Regions from separate parts of the Mus musculus genome. Here region 1 is linked to region 2. A link is a loop called in an ENCODE intact Hi-C map of the cell type or tissue named here. Cell type or tissue: heart. All regions are shown on one strand. Each heading gives the region's core, and the rest is flanking DNA. Links, peaks and the distances in the headings are about the cores only. Region 1 holds the start of Rhot1 (ras homolog family member T1). Region 2 holds the start of Zfp207 (zinc finger protein 207).

Evidence for each region. Hi-C counts contacts between places; a loop is a spot of excess contacts. Peaks named below come from ENCODE experiments on the same cell type or tissue, not always from the same donor. Only the 100,000 strongest peaks of a DNase experiment are listed, where the experiment ranks them.
Region 1: it touches region 2 in a loop (2.4-fold over the local background); 1 of 42 quality-filtered maps calls a loop at or near these places.

Annotation. Positions count from the first base shown.
Region 1 is chr11:80,204,236-80,214,438 of GRCm38, reverse strand. It overlaps Rhot1 (ras homolog family member T1), which reads right to left and starts at 5,388. Exons shown (of 19, transcript NM_021536.8): 1 at 5,116-5,388. The coding sequence starts at 5,191. In heart, for the core only: CTCF peaks have their summits at 4,783 (motif pointing left) and 5,472; a DNase peak (open chromatin) is centred at 5,398; H3K4me3 peaks cover 2,315 bases; H3K27ac peaks cover 1,135 bases.
Region 2 is chr11:80,377,848-80,388,050 of GRCm38, reverse strand. It overlaps Zfp207 (zinc finger protein 207), which reads right to left and starts at 4,772. Exons shown (of 12, transcript NM_001130169.1): 1 at 4,556-4,772; 2 at 2,022-2,148; 3 at 111-249. The coding sequence starts at 4,596. It overlaps 5730455P16Rik (RIKEN cDNA 5730455P16 gene), which reads left to right and starts at 10,036. Exons shown (of 10, transcript NM_027472.3): 1 at 10,036-10,203. The coding sequence starts at 10,070. In heart, for the core only: no CTCF peak of the experiment used is centred there; a DNase peak (open chromatin) is centred at 4,800; H3K4me3 peaks cover 4,305 bases; H3K27ac peaks cover 2,358 bases.

The DNA of each region.
Region 1 (10,203 bases), core at 1,087-9,086, 170 kb after region 2:
CTGGAGTTACATATGGTCTGAGCCACCTTATAGGTGCTGGGACCCAACCACAGGTCCTCTGGGAGAGCAGTCAGTGCTCTTGCCCACCAAGTCACCTCTCCAGCCCGTGCCCAGCCTTTTTAAGATTTATTTATTTATTTATTTCATGTATGTAAGTACACTGTTTCTGTCTTCAGACACACCAGAAGAGGGCATCAGATCTCATTACAGATGGTTGTGAGCCACCATGTGATTGCTGGAAATTGAACTCAGAACCTCTGGAAAAGCAGTCAGTGCTTGTATCTGCTCTCCATCTCTCCAGCTACATACCCAGCATTTTTAAGTAGGTGCTGGGGATCCAGGCTCAGGTGCTCATGTTTTAGTGACAGACACTTTATCAACTGAGCCATCTCCTAAGTCTTTAAGCCTTTAAGGGTAAATTTTGATTCATAGGTGCTAGGGACATAGAAAGAATGTCCCTATATACTTCATACAGAATACTTTGTGCAAAGCCGTTCTGACACATACCTTTAATCCCAGTACTTGGGAGGCAGAGGGAGGCAGATGTCTGTGAGTTCATGGGTAGCCTATTCTACAGAGTGAGTTCTGGGACAGCCAAGGCTACACAAAGAAAGCCTGTCTTGAAAAATAAAGCAAAACAAAAAAGTAACCATTAATGTTAACCATGATATTTAAATAATTGGTTAATAAAGTATTGCTAATGCTATGATTAACAAGGGTATTTTGTTAAGCATAGTATAACAAACCTAGCTAAAGGGAAGCTTATTTGTTTGTTTTTGGTTTTTTTTTTTTTGAAAAAACAGTCTTTCTATAAGGTAGCTCTGGCTTTCCTAAAACTTGCACTGTAGACCAGGCTGGCCTCAAACTCAGAGATCCACCTGCCTCTGCCTCCCGAGTGCATAGATGAAAGGTGTCAGATCTGAACATGAAAAATTATGACCTGAAGACTAGGCTTCATGTGAGTGCACTTTTAAAGACTTTTAGGAATATGTTCTGTGATAATAGTAATTCACTTTTGATCTGATTTGAATGGTATTTGATAAATTAAGTGATGACATAAATGGCATTTAAAATACTTTGTCATTCTTTGCAAACAAAATGTCTCAAGACTTTATAAACAGCCTAAGTTCCTTCATCTTTGCACGAAGCAGAAAGCAGTTAGTAGCATGATGCCCAGATGCATGAGAATGGTCCAAGAAGACATCCTTTCACTGCACCGGTAGAGCAAGATGACTGAGCTAATACAACACGGAAACCAATCACCACTTCAGAGTCAATGAATGAAGTGGCCCTGCCTGGCTCAGGGAGGACACTGACAGAAACACAAAATAACAGAATGACCCAGAAGAATAGACTTGAAATTCACCATACCAGAATGGATGGCTGTTCCTTCTCTCTGCCTCCCCCACCTGCAACCATCTGAAAGCAAATGAAAACTAGATGTTTAAATAAGCATATTAAGAACTCAAATCACGAGCTGGAGCAATAGCTCAGCAGTTAAGAGCACCGACTGCTCTTCCAGAGGTCTTCAGTTCAATTCCCAGCAACCACATGGTGGCTCACAACCATCTCTAATGGGATCCAATGCCCTCTTCTGGTGTGTCTTAAGACAGCAACAGTGTATTCTACTCATAAGATAAATAATTCTTTTAAAAAACAAAACAAAACACAAAACCTCAAATCAAAATAACTTTTGTCTAATATCAGAAGAATAGATAATGAGCCAGATATATTTTAAAATAGTCTCTGACACACACTTACATACCATTTAGTCATTTAATTTTAAAATCTTTGTGTGTGTGTGTACTTGTGTTTGAAGATAGTATCTCACTATGTAGCCTAGACTTGCCAGAACTCACTAAGATAAGCCAAATTGGCCTTGAACCTGTGGTGATCTCCTCCCCCCTGGCTCCCCACTTGAGTGCTAGGATTACAAGTGTAAGCCCTAAATCTAGGATTTAAAATGCTACAGCTAGGCTAAAGGCTGACAAGTATTTACATTAACTCAAAAAGTAGGGCCTGTGTGACTGCTCAGCAGGTGAAGGCATTTACCTCAAAGCCTGACTACCAAAGTCCAATCCCCAGAACCCACATGGTCGAAAAGAACAAACTCCCACAAGCTCTCCTCAGACCTACACACCTACACCTACACACACGCACACATGCACGCACGCGTGCGTAAGAAGTAAAGCTCAGGCTGGGTGGTAGTGCACACCTTTAGTCTCAGCACTTGGGAGACAGGCAGGCAGATCTGAATTCGAGGGCAGCCTGGTCTACAGAATGAGTTCCAGGATACCAGGACAGCCAGGGCTATACGGAGAAACCATTTTTGAAAAACTGAAGGGGAAAAAAAAAAGGATTTACCTACCAAATACTACTCATTAAAATAACTGATATCCTATACTTCAATTAAGTATAACTATACTTCTAACATTTCAAACTGTGAAAGCATTTGTATAAGAGCTGAGGAGCTCACTTGGTGGAGTGCTACCTAGCAAGCACTAAGCCTTGATACAAAGCACCACAAAAACTAAGCAGGGTGGGACAAACCAGCAATCCTGGCCTTTGAGGTACAGCTGGAGGACCAAAAGTTCCAGGTCACTATACAACCACTTCCCAGGCAGCCTAGCAAACTTAGTATTTTACCTTAATGAGAAAAGGGTAGAGAGGGGAAAAAAGAAGAAGGGGATGGAAAATATATACATGTGATACGGTTTATTTAGTTGTTTAGTTGTTTGGTTGGGCTTTTTCAAAATAGGGTTTCTCTGTGAAACCATGCTAGCTGTCCTGGAACTCACTCTGTAGACCAGGCTGGCCTCGAACTCAGAAATCCACCTGCCTCTGCCTCCCAAGTGCTGGGATTAAAGGTGTGTGCTACCACGCCCGGCTTATAGTTTGCTTTCTTAATAGTAGTAGATGGCCTAACGCTTTGATGCCAACCTTACCCTATATCTACGCTATACTGTAGATTGAGCAGAAGTTCTTACATGTAAGGCAAGTGCCCTACCACTAAGCTACACACGCTAGTCCTTGAAAATTTTTGATTAACCATCCTCCTACTTCAGACTCCTGAGTAATGGCTCACAGATGTGTGCCAACCACATGGTTGGCACCATCCTCTTAGGAAAAAGCAGGGTCTCCTTCAAAAGCTAAGGCTTTCTCTTATAACTTGCTCCCTGTGGTCAGAAAACCCACACAGAGTTGTTCCGATTCTCTAGCTGGCTTTCAGGACTACATGACATACTTTTTCTAACAAATTTTAAACTTCTGCATATTCCTAAGTAATACTGTTAAAGTTAATGTAAAATGTCCTACGGTGCCACTGAATCTGACATATGTACAGCACTTCTTTTTTTTTTTTTTTTTTTTTTTTTTCGAGACAGGGTTCTCTGTGTAGCCCCGGCTGTCCTGGTACTCACTTTGTAGCCCGCCCCCCTCCCCACCCCCCCAGTGCTGGGAATTAAGGCATGCGTCACCACGCCCAGCATGTATAGCATTTCTACTCAGTCTATACACTAATGCTGTATCATCGGTTCCTATATTGAACACCAAATCCAAAATATCTTTTTTACAAATTGAGTTTTAAAAAGCATTAGACTTTTAGAAAATACAATTAAGGGGTCACCTGCTCACTTTCCCTAATTTTCCCCCAAATGTATCAGCACCAACCATGCCTTAAATAATGTCTTCCTTTACTGTTAGAGAACTTGATGCAAAAGAAAGAGTAAGATACCATTATAAATAAGGCCAAAAACCCATAACTGAAAATAAAAAAGCAAACTATGCTTCACGGGAGCTTAGTTCCCAATTTTGACTAGAGTTCTCCCAAAAGCTGCTACAGCTACACGGATCAACAGTCCACAGTCGTTTCCTCCCCTCCCGCCCCTTTCTGAGGCCAGCAGACTTGGGGCTGCAGTGGTTAAAAGCAGAAAACCCAAGTCTGGTGGCTCAAACCACCTGTAACTCTAGCTCCGAGGGATCTGACTTGCTCTGTCTGGGCCCTAAGAGCACACCCTACCCCACCCCCCCAAAATTGTTTTTTTTTTCTTAATATGTACACTTTCCTCCTTAGGAATGTATCACAGCGACCTAGAGAGGCTACTTAAAGATATAATTGAGTGGTTTATAATAGAATGCTTCAAATCAGCAATGGCAAAACATGAACTAATGAACCCCTCTTTTTAACTTAGTTGCCATGATTAAGTCATGTACCTCGCAGTAAGATCAGAAATCCCTGCTCTATACTGCATTCCTATCAGCCAGCAAAAGCGTTGTTTTTGTTGTTTTGTCTTCTTTACCAGGAAAAAAGTGAGATCTATCTTTAAAGAGCATGGGAACATGTGCCTGTTCGGAAGCCCTATATGCCTGCTCTTATTAAAAGAACTACTACAGAACTATGGAATGTCTAACAAGGAGCGAAAATTAAGACTTTTAGGGTAACAATCGCCCCATCTAAAGATCCCTCCCTAGTTAAGTATCGTTCACTCAATACTCATATTATTAACTTGAAGGAGTTTGTTCGACACAAGTACGGCAAAAAAAAAAAAAAAAAAATCTAATTTTTAAAAAATCCCGCTATCTTAAGCTCTTTTTTTTCTTCTTGGTGCTGGAGACTGAATCCAGGTTTTTATGCATGCTAGAATTCTACTACTGAGCTACTTACTCAAGCAAGCCAACGCTCTCTCTTAATGCCCATGCACAGTAGCAGTGAAGGCAGCAAGTGAAAAAAAAAAAAAAAAAAAATTCCAGAGACCTGACCTTGCTCCCAAGTCGACTACTTCTGCACTCCTCCTCCCCCTAGTGTCCCCCGCCAGCCGGTTCCCGCAGTCCCAAGTGCTCAGTCTGCCTGTTCCAACATCTGCCTGGCAATGAGTGACTGACAGGCGACCAGAGGGTCGGACGGGAGGTGGCCCGACAAACGCTGAGGCCCAAGAGGAAAGAACTCGAGGAGGTGGTGGCGACGGCGACAGCTTTCGCAGCGAGAGGACCGGGCGTTAGGGACTGAAGGGGGACAAGGCCTGCGAGGAGCAGAGGGCCACGGTAGGGAAGAGCAAAGGGGCTGGCAGGCTTGGAGAGGGCACCCGGGCTGCGAGGCCGGGCAGGGCGCGGACTCACGTTCTCCCACCAGCAGGATCCTCACGTCTTTCTTCATGTCGGAGGCTCGCAGGGGCCGCACTCGGCCCGCACGCATGGAGCGCACGCCTCACGCCGGGAGCGTCCAGCCCGTGGCGCCGCTCTCCCCGCGATACCGCCGCTCCCTGCCAGCCTTAGCGGCCTCTGCGCCCGAATCTCGGCCGCCAGGACCTGCCGCACCGACTCCTCCTCTACCGCTCCGCTTGGGAGCCGGGGCAAGCCAGCTCCGCCTCCTCCGGCTCCGCGGACGCGGGCGGCGGCGGCGGCGAGGACGACGGCGGGCGGCGAGGGACAAGAGCTTTCGGAACCTCAACGCTCTCGTATCTTGAACAGCGCCCCTGCAGGAAGGCAGACGGTAGCGCAAAACCCCGGAGGTTTGCCTGCCACAGTCTGAACACTGCCAGAGGATGTAAGTGACAGATTCCTTGGTCAGAACAGTCAGAGCCCACTTGTTTTACAGAACAAGAACAGAAGAGTCCAGGGTCACGCAGCAGGAGCTTGGTCGTGAATCGGAGATTTCTTCACTAAACGATAATGTCCAGGAGGGCAAGAGACCTGCCTACCTGGTTTTCAGCTGTGTTCACACTGTTGGACTTACCTTTCAAAAATGCTTTATTGAACAAGGTTACTGGCTCCCAGGGTGTGAACACTCCCCAGAGCCCATCACCTGTTTTCCCCCCCTCAAAATGTATTATTCTGTATATTTGTGTATGACACGTGCGTTTGAGTATCTTCCATGGTGAGTATGTGGCGGTCAGAGGACAGTCCTCAAGAATTGGTACTTGGCTGACATTATGGCACAAGCCAGCTCTTAGAGGCACTTTGGATCCAGGGGTCAAACTCAGGTCATCAGGCCTGAACAGAAAGCACTTTTACCCGAGACTATATCACAGCCCAAGAAATTGCTTAAAAAAAAAAAAAGGCCGACAACCGGGCTTTTTTTTCATGGTGGCGCACGCCTTTGATCCCTGCACCGGGGAGGCAGAGGCAGGCAGATTTCTGAGTTCGAGGCCAGACTGGTCTACAAAGTGAGTTCCAGGACAGCCAGGGCTACACAGAGGAACCCTGTCTCGAAAAACCAAAAAAAAAAAAAAAAAAAAAAAGTAGGGCGTGATAGCTCATGCCTGTAATCCCAGCATCTGGGAAGATGAAGTAGAAGGATTGCCATGAATCTGAGGCCAGCCTGGGCTTTAGGGTGAGACCTAAGGAGCCATGGTATTTCAAACCTGAAAGTGGTGGTGGCAAGAAGATTAAGCCATCAAAGCTATTCTTATCCACACATAGATATTTCATGCCCACCAGGCGGTGGTGGCACACGTCTTTAATTCCAGCACTTGGGAGGCAAAGGCAGGAGATTTCTGAGTTCGAGGCCAGCCTGGTCTACAAAGTGAGTTCCAGGACAGCCAGGGCTATACAGAGAAATCCTGTCTCAAAAAACAAACAAACAAACAAAAAAACAGACAGACAGAAATAGAAGGAAACCCTTTCTTAAAAAGTGCCTGGGAAAGCTGGTGTGGTGATATAAACCATCCCAGTATTCAAGAGGTTGAAGCAGGACCACTAGTTGAGAGCCAACCTGAGTTACCCAATGAAACCCTGTCTCAAACAAGCAACAAAACCCCACTCCGTGATACAACAGGGGGTGAAGGCACACCTCTTGTTCACAGGGAGATGTCCCTAGGACGGTAGCTGCAAAGAAGATTACAGGACTCTAGAGGACTCATGGCCCCTCTGCCTGTTTCTTCTCTACCAAATGAAGATGTCAGACCCTTCCTTGCATAAATATTTGGAGCAACCTCATGAAGTAATATTTAAATGTTCCACTATTTTCTGATGGAATCACCACCAGATAAACCCACTATAAACAGAAATCTAGTAATCTAGTAACCTTCCAAGCACCACATTTAAATAACACAGTAGTTTATCTTCCTGATCACACAGCTGAGAGACACTTGCTGCTGCTGTCCTGCCTATTACTAGCCCAGAAAGGCATCAAAAATTGTGAAATACAATTCTATTAACCATGTTATCACTTTGGCACTATGATACATTTTAGCCAAAAGATAGAGAAACAATTGACACTACTATAGATTTCTTTTTTAATATAGCTGGAAGTGGTGACAGGTGCCTTTAATCCCAGTACTCAGGAGGCAGAGACAGGCTGATTTCTTAAAAGAGTTCTACTCCAGGGTCTGGGAGAGATGGTTCAATGGTTAAGAGCACTGCCTGCTCTTCCAAAGGTCCTGAGTTCAACTCCCAGCAACCACATGGTGTTTCACAACCATCTATACCAGGGTCTGATGCCTTCTTCTGGCATGCAAGTGTATATACAGGTAGAGCACTCATACATAAAATAAATAAAAATGTTTTTAAAAAAGAAAAAAAAATAGTTCCATCCCAGCCAAGACTACATAAAGAGACCTTGACTCAAAACAGGTCAGCAATAATAAATAAATAGTCAAATCACAGTAAGTCAGAGATTGTGCTTTGTATCTGAATAATGTATCATACAGAATTTTAGCTGGGGATATCTCCCATGCCATTAATCTCAGCACTCAACAGACAGGGGCTGGCAGATCTCTGTGAGGTTAAGACCAGCATGATCTATAGAGCAAGTTCTAGGACAGCCAGGGCTACACAGAGAATCCATCTCTTGAAAAACAAAAACCAAAAAAAAAAGATGTGTTTATTTAGTGTGTGGTGCATGTGTGTGTGTGTGTTTAATGCAAACACATACCCCTTCTCATGCTATTGGAAGTCAGAAGCCTTCCTCCATCACTGTCCACCTTGGTTTTGCTTGAGAGAGGGTCTCTCACTAAAGCTAGAACTCACTGATACGGCTAAACCGCCTGGCCAGCAAGCCACTCAGGATTTGCCTGTCTCTACACCCCTGCACCCTCCACCGTCAGCACACACACGTGGCACTTTTTATGTAGGTGCTGAGAATCTGAACTCAAGTCTTTACTTCTTTACCCACTAAGCCATTTTCCAAGGCCCAAAACTTTTCTTTAAAAAAAAAAAAAGTTACACAAAGACCAGATCATTAATCACAAAGGCCTTTTGAAAAAGAGCAAGCATTTGGGCAACTGCCACCTCAAGCCACACTCTGTAGTGGGTCATGACCCAAGGAGCTCGATGCACCGCTGCATTTGAGAGCAGCATTAATTCAAATTTTGCAGGGCTCCCACAGGAGAGGGAAGCCTTCATGGTATTGTAGATGTGTGCTATCTAAAAGCTTTGACATTTTTATCAAGGGAAAAAGTCTGCTAGGCAGGGATCTAAGGAGAAAAAGATCTGGGAAGACATCAGAGATGTTACTATGAAGAAGCACTTTGTAAATAACACTTACTTTAAAATCCAAGCAGACGGGCCAGAGAGATGGATCAGCAGCTAAAAGCACTGGCTGTTCTTGCAAAGACCCAAGTTTGACTCCCAGCATCCACATGGTTGCTCACAGTGGTCTGTAGCTCCAGTTTCAGGTGATGTAGTGCCTTCTGGCCTCTGAAGGCACTGAACATGCACATAGTACACAGCCAAAAGAACCCACACACATAAAATAAAATAAAATAAAATAAAATAAAGTAAAATAAAGTAAAATAACAATCCAAGCTGAATGTGTGTAATCACAGCACTCAAGAGGCTGAAGCTGGAGGCTTGTGAGTTTAAGGTCAGCCTGGCGTCCATATTGTCTCAAATAAAACAACAAAAATCCAGACCCCCAGGAAGGAAGCAACAGCAAGCAATTGCTGTTTTTTTTTTTTTTAAGATTTATTACTTTACCTAATAAAAATGGAAAAAAAAGATTTATTACTTATTTTATATATGAGTGCTCTATCTGCATGTATTCCTGCATGCCAGAAGAGGACATTAGATTCCATTACAGATAGTTTTGAGCCACCACGTGGTTGCTGGGACTTGAACTCAGGACCTCTGGAAGAGCAGCCAGTGCTTTTAACCGCTGAGCCATCTGTCCAGCTCATTAGCAAGCAATTTCACCTGGCGATATTTATGGATGAATACAAATCAAGGCCAGCACTTTGTTAAAGGAGAAAGAAGGGATCAGCTGGAGTTTCCCTCGCCTGCAGTGTACACGTTTCTCTGTCCATTCCCCACTCTCTCTCCCTGTCCCTGAGCTGAGCTGGCCCCCCATGGCTAGCCTTGAGCCCTGTGTCCTTCTCATGATGTTAACAAACGTCCATCAGAGGTCACTCAGAATTTCCCCTAAAGATAACATGGGTGGTTAAGAGCAGGGAATTCCGAGTCCTCCTGCTGCTTGGTTCTGCTTGGTTCATTAACTCTGCCAATTACTTGCTAAGCATTATTAGTCAAATTATTTAACCTCTCTGTTGCCTCAGAGGCCAAAGAAATAACAATATGGCATACTGTGTGAGACAGTTAAGAAAATTCAATCTTAAAGGGCGGCGTGGTGGCCCCAGCACTCAGGAGGCAAAGGCAGGCAGATTTCTGAGTTTTTGAGGCCAGCCTGGTCTACAAAGTGAGTTCCAGGACAACCAGGTCTATACAGAGAAACCCTGTCTCAAAAAAAAAAAAAAAAAAAAAAAAAAAATTTGCCGGGTGTGGTGGTGCTCACCTTTAATCCCAGCACTTGGGAGGCAGAGGCAGGCGAATTTCTGAGTTCGAGGCCAGCCTGGTCTACAAAGTGAGTTCCAGGACAGCCGGAGCTACAGAGAGAAACCCTGTCTCAAAAAACCAAAAAAAAAAAATTCTATCTTCCTATATAATGAAAAAGCCCTATAAATACTGCCTGATAGGTGGGAAATAATATTTAAATACTGAGAATAAAATAAATACTGAGGGAGGGAGGTAACTTCTTTTTGTTGTTGTTGTTCTATTTTTGAGACAGGGTCTCTCTATGTAGCCCTGGCAGTCCTAGAACTCAATATTTAGACCTGGCTGGCCTTGAACTCAAGAGTTCTGCCTGCTTCTCCCCATCACCTCCCTGGGCCACTGCCACCACGCAGTCAGAGGAGGTTACTTCTAGCTCTCCAAGTCTGAGGATCAAACCCCATGATAAAAATACACACAAAACACAAGGCAGAAGCCATTGTT
Region 2 (10,203 bases), core at 1,130-9,129:
AGGACTCAGCAGGTATAAAGGTGCAAGCCAGACAACCTATGTTCATTTAAGTCTCAAAATGGCAATACTCTCAAGGTGAAAATGTATTTTAATACACATGTAAATCTTACCTTGTGTTTTCTGTTCAAGAAGTCGCCGTCTTTCATCCATATCTTTCTCTGGAATACCTTCCATGCCATATATTTCCAACTCTATGTCTGTTCTCCCAGGTATTGCATTTGGTACTGCATCTATGGTTTCTTTATGGACCTTTAAAAAAAAATTTTTTTTTTTAAACTAGAAACTACTCAGCAGACTACTCATGGTGACTGATGGGTCAGAAACTTTCTTCTAGGCAGTGTTTGCACTTGACTTTAATCTCAGCACTCGGAGGCAGAAACAGGCAGATCTCTGAATCTAAGGCCAGCCTGGTATCAACAGTGAGTTCCAGAGGAGTGAGGACTACAGAGAAATCCTGTCTCAAAACAGCGAAAACTGGGCCAAAGCTCTTGCTTTGTAGCAACAGAACAAGTGAAAAGAAACCTAGAATTCTGAAGGCCCAGGGTTAGACTGTCAGCATAGTGCTACAGGTGCATAGAAACATCAAAGTGTACTATATTTACTTCCTACATTCCTTTCATTCATTCAGATTAACTAACTTACTACTGCCATTTCTTTCATTTAGTATAGGAAAAAAAAATCACAAAAAACAAAGATCATTGAATTTTGCTATTCCTTGGAAATTATTTACTTCCTTTTCAGATCTCTTCTCATCTGACAGCTTCCTAGTCTTATTAGTTGTCTTGTTTTCATTTTCTCTATCATTTATGATGAGACAGACCACTTTGTTATTTTCTTTCACAATATAAATCTGTGAGTTCAAGGTCAGTTTAGTATACAAAATGAGTTGCAGGACATCCAGGGCTACAGAGAGAAACCCTGTCTCAAAAAAACAAAGTCAGATTCCTAGTCCTCCCACAAACTCCAAGTGAACATGCACAAACAATAAACTAATGAGGCTGGAGATAGTTCAGAGATTAAGGACGAACAGGCTTTGGCTTGCAGCACCCACAACTGATAGCTCACCACTATCTGTAACTCCAGGTCAAGGGGGACGACACCCTCTTCTGCCTTCTAAAGCCAACTGTGTACTAATGAGCACATAACAATTAATTGTAAGTTAACATAAAAAGATGCATCTAAATGGCTACTACAATAATACAAAGGAGAAAAGGGGTAGTACTAAAGATCAAATTCAGGGCCTTAAAGATGCTAGGCAAAAGATCTACCATTAAACTACAAAGTCCAGCCTTTATATAAACTATGACATCAGGATGCAAAAATACAAATTTTGAAGTTTTCATTATTTCATTATGAAAAAACTCAAGAGAAGCTGAAGAACTCAGAAGTTAGAGGCACTCCTGATCTTCCAGATGACTTGAGTTTAATTTCTGCCACCCAAATAAGAGCTCACAGCTGCCTGAAAATTCAGCTCCAAAGAACACCTCCCAGCCTCATGTACTCAAACTATGCGTCCAAATCCACACACACAAAAAAAAAAAAAAAAAAAACGGGGGCACCAGCAAGCAAGCAATTTGGACATTGAACACAACAATACTTCCAAATAGGGTGTGTTCTTGTATACTCATCACACAAAAAACTGAATACACTTATGAGGCAGAGGAAAGAGTATCTTTGTGAATTTGAGGGTAGCCGAATCTACATAACAACATTCTAGGTCAGTCAGCTAGAATAAATACTAAGTAAGAACTGTCTCAAAATTAACAGTCAAGTCCACTTATCTTCTTAATGGCCACAGAACAGACGTGAATTCTAGGTAGGTACTCCTGTGCCAAAGCTTGTGCTTATCAATTGGGTTCTATCCCTACCACCTACCAAAAAAAGAGAATAGAACACATACCTGAGTTTTAAGTAGATTTGGCTATTTACCCAATATATAAACAACCAAAGACAAATTCAATATTATTCATGTGGTTACAAATCACAATGGGACAAGGTCAAAACAGAAGAGAAATTCTTACCTGCATGCAATGAATTGCTAAACCAGGTCCTGTGTATAATTTCTTATGACAAATATGGCATTTAAAATGCTTTGCTTTTTGGTGCTGTATAAGGATCTTCTCATCATCAAAATCTCTGTTACAATACCTGGTCATCATTAAGGTTAAAAAACTGCACAAAATTGCCCTCCTGCCAACTAAAGGAAACAAAAGTAATTACATAGTGAGATTCTGCCTCAATATAAATAATATAACAAATGCCTTTCATCTCATCTAACAGGAAATGTTAAAATGACTCCAAGGTTAAGAGCATTTGCTGCTCTTTCAGAATACCCAGATTCTTTTCCCACATCTATAAGGCAGCTCACAACCAGAATGACAGTTCCCGGTGATTCTAATGCTCTTCTGTCCTCCTAGAGCACTAGGTATACAGCATACCTATGTAGGCAAAACACCACACACACACACACACACACACACACACTTCTAATAAAAAAGGAGGGAACTTAATATAAATTCAGTTTTAAAGCTGGGCAATTGTGGCGCATGCCTTTAATCCCAGCACTTGAGAGGCAGAGGCAGGTGGATTTCTGAGTTCAAGGCCAGCCTGGTCTACAGAGTGAGTTCCAGGACAGCCAGGGTTACAGAGAAACCCTGTCTCGAAAAATCAAAAAAACAAAAAACAATTCAGTTTTAGTATTTATATTTGGAAATTACATTAATCATGTACCTCCCGGTCTGAGAACGTAGCTCCATTGTTAGGGTACTTGTCTAGCATGCAATGGGCTGGTCAACTTCCAGCAGTTTGGATGCTGGGTGTAGGGCACACCTACAAAGCCCCAGCACAAGTGGAGGCAGGAGAAACATGCATTTACAGATTTTCGGGGCTATGGTAGTGCATGCCTTTAATCCCAGCACTCAGGAGGCAAAACCAGGCAAATATGAATGAGGCCACCTTGATCTACAGAGTAAGTTCCAGGGCAGTCAGGCTACATGGATGAACCAAGAGTTCAAGTTTTGTGATCCAGCATAGCATGAAGCCCTGCCACAAAGAACACACACACACCCCAAATTTTGACCTTTAAATTATTTCAACATTTACAAATGTACATGCTAAGAGTGTCAGCTAGACAGTAGTGCCTTTAATCGCAGCACTTGGGAGCCAGAAACAAGTGGAACTCTTAAATTTCAGGCCAGGCTAGCCTACAGAGCAAGTTCCAGGACAGACTGAGACACACTGAGAAAACCTGTCTTAAAGAACAAAAACAAATAAAAGGAGTTCCATGAAGGAGAAAGGGTTAACCAAAATCAAGTGAGCCAGGACCAGTGGCACACTGCAGGCAATCTGTGGCAGGAATGACTACATCTGAACTAGATAAACTTGGTATGCAGTCTAAGATCATAAGCCCAAATAAAAATCTTTTAGCCTGGCATACCCCATGCCTTTGATTTCAACACTCCACATGCAAAGGCAGATATTTATTCTGAGTGCCAGGTCAGACAGCAAGACTAACTCAAAATATTTCTTTTCAAAAGAAAAGGCAACTTCAAACTGGGCAGTGGTGATCCATGCCTTCAATCCCAGCACTGGGGAAGCAGAGACAGGCGGAGGCCAGCCTGGTGGACAGAGCAATTTCCAGACAACCAGACCCCCAATCCCAAATAAAAAGACAGAGGGGGGGGGGAGGCAATTTCACAATTCATTAAATATACAATAGAGTTGAAACTGGGAATTCATAATCCATTATACAACTCATGACAAAGGGCACATTCAACTAAGAATCCATAAAATTTCTTCCAGTTTCATTATTAATCTATGCATTCAGGAAATGTAAATTCGCATATACTAAGAGTTCTGACCTCGCAAGACTTTTTCTGTGAGTGCATTAAATAATTCGTGACGGATTTTTAGCTACTTAACTATTTTAAAAACAAATTTGTCTTGAGACAAATAGTTTTCTTGTAATAGATTAAAAAAAATCAGTTTAGCGTAATACGTTATCCACAAAAAAAAAAAAAAAAAAAAAAGAGAGAAAATTGTTTTCCTTCTTAACAGTTTAACCAGTCCTACAAAATTGGGTAACGATAATAGAAACTCCACCCAGTTAAGCAACCGCTTCCCCAAGATTAAGGCGCCCGAAAGAGAGGCGGAAGCCGATTCTTCACCGCGAGGGGGGGGGGGCTAGTCACAGTTCAATTATCCAGGGAGTCAGGACATTTACCCCAAACTCAAGTCCCTTTGTGGGGTCTTCAACGAAACAACGGAGACAGGAGTTCTTAGGGACGACTGCACTTGGGGAACGTCTCCAGGCCCAATGATCGCGACAAACAAGCGCCTGAGTCACCGAGTTCAGCGCCACCAAACTCCGGAGCCCTCTCGCCCGAAGAACCCCATTTTACAAGAAACCACCCCAAATCCTAACCCAGCCACAGCACAAAGGCTCGGCTGGGCCCGGCCGGGCCCTACCAAACAGGCTTAACCCAAACCTATCAGACTTGTGTTCTCAAGAAGCGACACCCACGCTCGGCCTCCACGTCAACCCCACAAAGGATACCAGCACCACGGCTTGAGCTGCTTCTTCTTCTTGCGACCCATAACTGCGCCCTACAGAACAGGCAGAATAGAGGCGGAAAGAAGCTGGAAAAAACAAAAAACAAAAAACCCAAGAGACTCGCAGAGTTCTCCACACCAACCGCCACCAGCGCGTCCCGCAGGAAACAGACACAAAATGGCCGACACCCTCGTTCTATCTCCACCTCCCATCAGCCACCGCGGTGAGAGCTGTGCGGGTCACGTGACGCAGGCTTCGGCCCTGAGTGGCTGAGCGGGCGCTGCCGCCATCTTAATGGGGTTAAGTGGTGGTGGCGCTCCCGGGCTGAGGACGCTGATCCTTTAGAGCTTGGGTCATCCAGTACGTCGGCTATCCCGTATGCAAATTGAAGGGAGGAAAAGATTAGGAGTATAATTAAGGATAGATTACAAATAAATAAAGATAATTGGGACATGGTCAATTTGGGTTTTGTTTTGTTTTGTTTTTTGCTGTTGTGTGTTTTGCTTTTATTTTTTGAGATGGGTCTCTTCATAGCCCTGCTGATAGAGGAAATGACCAAGCTGGCCTCAAACTCAAAGATGCGCCTGCTTCTGCCTGCCAGCGACTGTTTGGGATTAAAGGCACACGCCCGGATTGCGACCTGGTCAATTTTTAAATCTTGTTTCAGTTGCCTTTCGGGAGTGGGGCGTATATGGTCAAGGAAGAGTTACCGTTTTTTTTTTCAGTGAACCACAGTCTAGGAAGCAGTATGGGTGAGATCAGCAGTAGCGATAAGGGAAATGTGAAGTGCTTCAGAATCGCAAAAAGGCAATCCTTAAGCGGCTTCGGAGAACATAGGAATGTTTAGAAAGATGAAAGAAGATGCAGTGGGAGAAAGCTTAAGTTATCTTATTACCTGGGTCTTGTGTCTGTTGTCCCAGCACTCAGAAGGCCAAGACAGAAAATGCTATGAGGCTAAGACTTAGAGGCTAGCCTGGAGAACAAAGCCTGATCTTGTCTTTGAATAAAAAAAAAAAAATTTTTTTTTTAAAATGCAGTGAGCCAAGCATGGATGGTGCATGCCTTTAATCCCAGCACTCAAAAGGCTGAGGCTGGTGGATCTGAATGTATAGCCAGGTTCCTGCCTACATAGAACATTCAGGGTTATGTAGAGAAACCTTGTATCGAAGTTTTAATTACTGATAAAATGCAGTGTTTGAGGATTTGAACTTAAAAGTAACAAGACAGGAAAAGTGTTGCTGGCAAAAGATAATCCTGGAAAATGTGGCAAGGAAGAGTGTAAGAGAATTGGATATTGTATATGCTGAAGTCTCTTGAAACCACAGAAAGGTTCGCAAACAAAAAATGTTGGTGGAACATGCCTGCAATCAGGGAATTCCAGGAGGCTGAGGCTGGAGTTAAAGGTCTAACCTCAGTTACATAGTGAATTAAATAATGCCTGGGATACATGAAACTTCATTTAAAAGTAAGATTGAGGGGCCTGGAGAGATGGCTCAGCTGTTAAGAGCACTGAAACTCACTCTGTAGACCAGGCTAGCCTCAAAAGCAGAAATCCGCCTGCCTCTGCCTCCCAAGTGCTAGGATTAAAGTCATGGACCACCACTGCCTGGCTTAATTACTCCTTTTTTTAACTTTTACAATTTTCTAATACTGCCGCCCAAAGTCTTAGGTTGCCTTTCAATTCTGTCTGAATTCTGTCTTCGGGACAACCTATACTGTGTTTGCACAGATCTATGAGAATCTGATGTTTCTGAGTTCATACGGTTGCTAGGACACTACCCTGTTTTCATGAGATGAACCCCATAAGTGGAATCAATAGGACTCTACAAGCTTGTGCTTTAAAAATGTAGAGTCACAGCCTTGCCTTTAATCCCAACACTGGGAGGCAGAGGCTGGCAGATCTCCAGCCTGGCCTACAGAGGGTTCCAGGACAGCTAAGGCTACACAGAGAAACCCTGTCTTATCAAACAAACAAACAATAAACAAATCAGTAAAAGAGAGAAAGAAAGAAAAAAAAAAGAAGTAAAATCAGGGAATATATCCATGAAACATTTCATGAGTTGTGTTTTTATATTTTCTCAACAAACCCAGGATATTGGGGTCATTTTTAACCTGTTAATATAGATCAGATAGTTAAGGGGCTGGATCTGTATGGGTCTGGAGCTTAGTAGGTAGAATGTTTGCCCAGCATGCACAAAGCTTTGGGTCAACCCTAGGCATTCCATGGAAGCACAGCCTATAATCCCAGAACTCAGAGAAGTAGGCTCCAAAAGGTGATGTCTGACCTCTGTGTCATTTAGTGTGTACATTCCATGCTTAGACCCTACACAATAATGTGAAATTTAAAGATTTATTATTAGTAGTTATAGGTGTATGTGTGTGTCTCTGTGCGTTGGGTGTGTATAACAGGGCCCCAAACCTTAACACAACTGCCTCCATGATGGAACTACCATTTAGGATAGCACTCAGCACTTAGACAGCACTGCCAAAATGGCCTGATTCATCAAAGTTCATAGATATGGGAAATTCTCTAAATGGACTAACGTTGCTTTTTTTCTCTCTTATAGTTCTGTTTCTGGCTAACTGCTCTTGTTAACTAGAGTACGTCAAAGCAGGACAAGATTATTGGGCTAAAAGCTCACCTTGGGAAGTGCTCAGAACTACACTAGGATCCTGAATGTGCACAGTACTTTCTGACTAGCTAACCAAGACTTTCTCTTGGCCTAAACCCACGTCTGAGCAGTCTTCTTGGTATAGATGTCCAAGGAGACCATGAACCTCTGATCTCTCTGGAACTGGAGTTAACAGGGAGCTGTAAATCTCATGACCTGGATTTTGGAAATTAAACTCAAGTCTTTGGCAAGAGTAGTACGTGCTCCTAACTACTGAGCCTTCCAATCCCAAAAATTAAAAATAAAAGTCTTTTTGAGACAGAGTTTTTCTGTGTACCCCTGGATGTTCTAGAACTTTCTCTGTAGACCAAGGTGGCCTCAAACTCAGATATCCTCCTGCCTCTGCCTCTGAGAGCCAACATCCTTGTCTAGCGTCTCAAAATGCTTTTTTTTTAAGATTTATTTTATTTATATGAGTACACTGTAGCTATCTTCAGACACATCAGAAGAGGGCATCAGACCTCATTACAGATAGTTGTGAGCCACCATGTGGTTGCTGGGAATTGAACTCAGGACCTTTGGAAGGGTAGTCAGTGCTCTTACCCCATGAGCCATCCATCTCTCCAACCCCCAAAATGCTTTTTTATAAGTATCCTTTGCAGAACAAAAGACTCTCCCCACAGGATGGGGGAAAATATTGTAAACCATATATCTGTGAAGGGGCTTAGGTCTAGAACATGCACACAACAACTCAGTGATAAAAATACGAGCCATCGCCGGGCATGGTGGAGCACGCCTTTAATCCCAGCACTCAGGAGGCAGAGGCAGGCGGATTTCTGAGTTCCAGGACAGCCTGGTCTACAGAGTGAGTTCCAGGACAGCCAGGGCTACACAGAGAAACCCTGTCTCAAAAAAAAAAAAAAAAAAAAAAAAAAAAAGAGCCAACCTTCCTAGCCTGTGAGGACAGAGCAAGAGGTCATCATTCCAAGAACAAGAAGAGAGAGGGTCCTTTCCTGACACCACACCTGCCAGGCCCTCCTCCATCTGTAACTTCCCTTCTTCCAGACTGGGAGAAATACATTTCCATTTTTATTTGTTCTTGGATTTGCTTGTTTGTTGAGATAAAGTCTCACTTGTGTATCCTTGGCTGGCTTGAAACTCACTGTATATGCCAGCTTGGCCTTGGACTCAGAGATCTGCCTTTGAGTGCTAGGACTAAAGGTATGCACCATCATTTCTGTTTTTATAAATGGCCCAGTTTATGGTACTTTCTCATAAAAAGCCGACCAGTCTGAAACAGAACGGTATTTAGCTGGGTTTGTTTCCGCTATGGACCTCTTTGGATGGCGCACCATCCATCGTGGTTCTGAGTGTTTATGAATGAGCGTTTTCCAGACCCTGGACTCTTGTCCCTTCACTTTCTTCTGTACTGTTCCTGTCTCTCTCAGTAAGAGCACTTCCCTATGATTGCTGGTTTTTCCTGTTGACTTTCATCAGTTCTAACAGATTTGTTACAAGTTACTTATATTAAAATCCATCTAGGGGACTGGTGAGATGGCTCAGTGGGTAAGAGCACCCGACTGCTCTTCCGAAGGTCCAGAGTTCAAATCCCAGCAACTACATGGTGGCTCACAACCATCCGTAACAAGATCTGACTCCCTCTTCTGGTGTGTCTGAAAACAGCTACAGTGTACTTATATATAATAAATAAAAAAAAAAAATCCATCTAGTGAAGTCTCAGGTAGGCCACACTTTGCAGTCCACAGAGGCCACACAGAAAAACCCTGTATCAAAAAGAAAAAAAAAAAAAAAAAAAGAAAGAAAGAAAGAAAGAAAAAAAGAAATAAAAGAAAAAGAAAACAAATGAAAGAGCAAGCAAGCAGGGGGAGGGGGCAGGGTATGCCAAGAAGGGACAGAGGGATCAAAACAGATATGGTCTCCAGGATCTTCCATTTTTTTAATGTAAGCATCTTTATTGTATACTTTGTCCTTTACACATGCCTATGGAACCCCCATGTAGATCAACACATATAACACTTCCATAATCCCTTCTCAACAGGTTTCTTCCTTCTTTCCTTCCTTTTTTTAAAGTTTATTTTATTTTTATTATATGTAAGTACACTGTAGCTGTCTTCAGACACTCCAGAAGAGGGAGTCAGATCTCATTAAGGATGGTTGTGAGCCACCATGTGGTTGCTGGGATTTGAACTCAGGACCTTCGGAAGAGCAGTTGGGTATTCTTACCCACTGAGCCATTTCTCCAGCAGTACACAGTAGTAGCTATCTTCACACACACCAAAAGAGGGCATCAGATCCCGATATTGATGGTTGTGAGCCACCATGTGGTTGCTGGGAATTGAACTCAGGACCTCTGAAAGAGCAGTCAGTGCTCTTAACCACTGAGCCATCTCTCCAGCCCTATTTAATTTTTATTTAATTTTATTTTTGAGGCAGGGTCTCTGTAGTCCTGGCTGGCCTGGAACAGGGTTTGTAACCTAGGGAGGCCTGGAGCTCACTGAAGTTCTCCAGCCTCTGCCTCCAGAGTGCTAGAATTAAAAGAGCGCTCCTTTAGGGCAGGCTAAATTCTTGTCTTTGAGCAAACCGTTACATGCACGTCAGGATCGCACCACCTTTAACACATACTGGCTCCTTGATGCGTTAACTGGTGGAGACAAAGTCAGTTAAAAGGAAATAAAAGGAAATGCTAAGGGGTTCTCAGAGAGTCCTCCCCCCCCCCCCCCCAGAAGAACAGGTTTCTCCAACCCAGTTTCCAAGTCCAGGATTCGGGAGGCGGCGGAACTCAGATGTGCGAGGGCGGGGAGGAAGTCGAGCCGGCGCACAAAGGACAGCCCGGCCGCGGGGGAACTGTTTGACGGGGACACAGGGCCCCGAGGAGGTTGCCGCGATGCTCCCGTCTTTGCAGGAATCGCTGGATGGGGATGAAAAGGAGCTGGAGAGCAGCGAAGAGGGTGGCTCCGCGGAGGAGCGGAGACTCGAGCCGCCTCCCAGCAGCCACTACTGCCTGTACAGCTTCCGCGG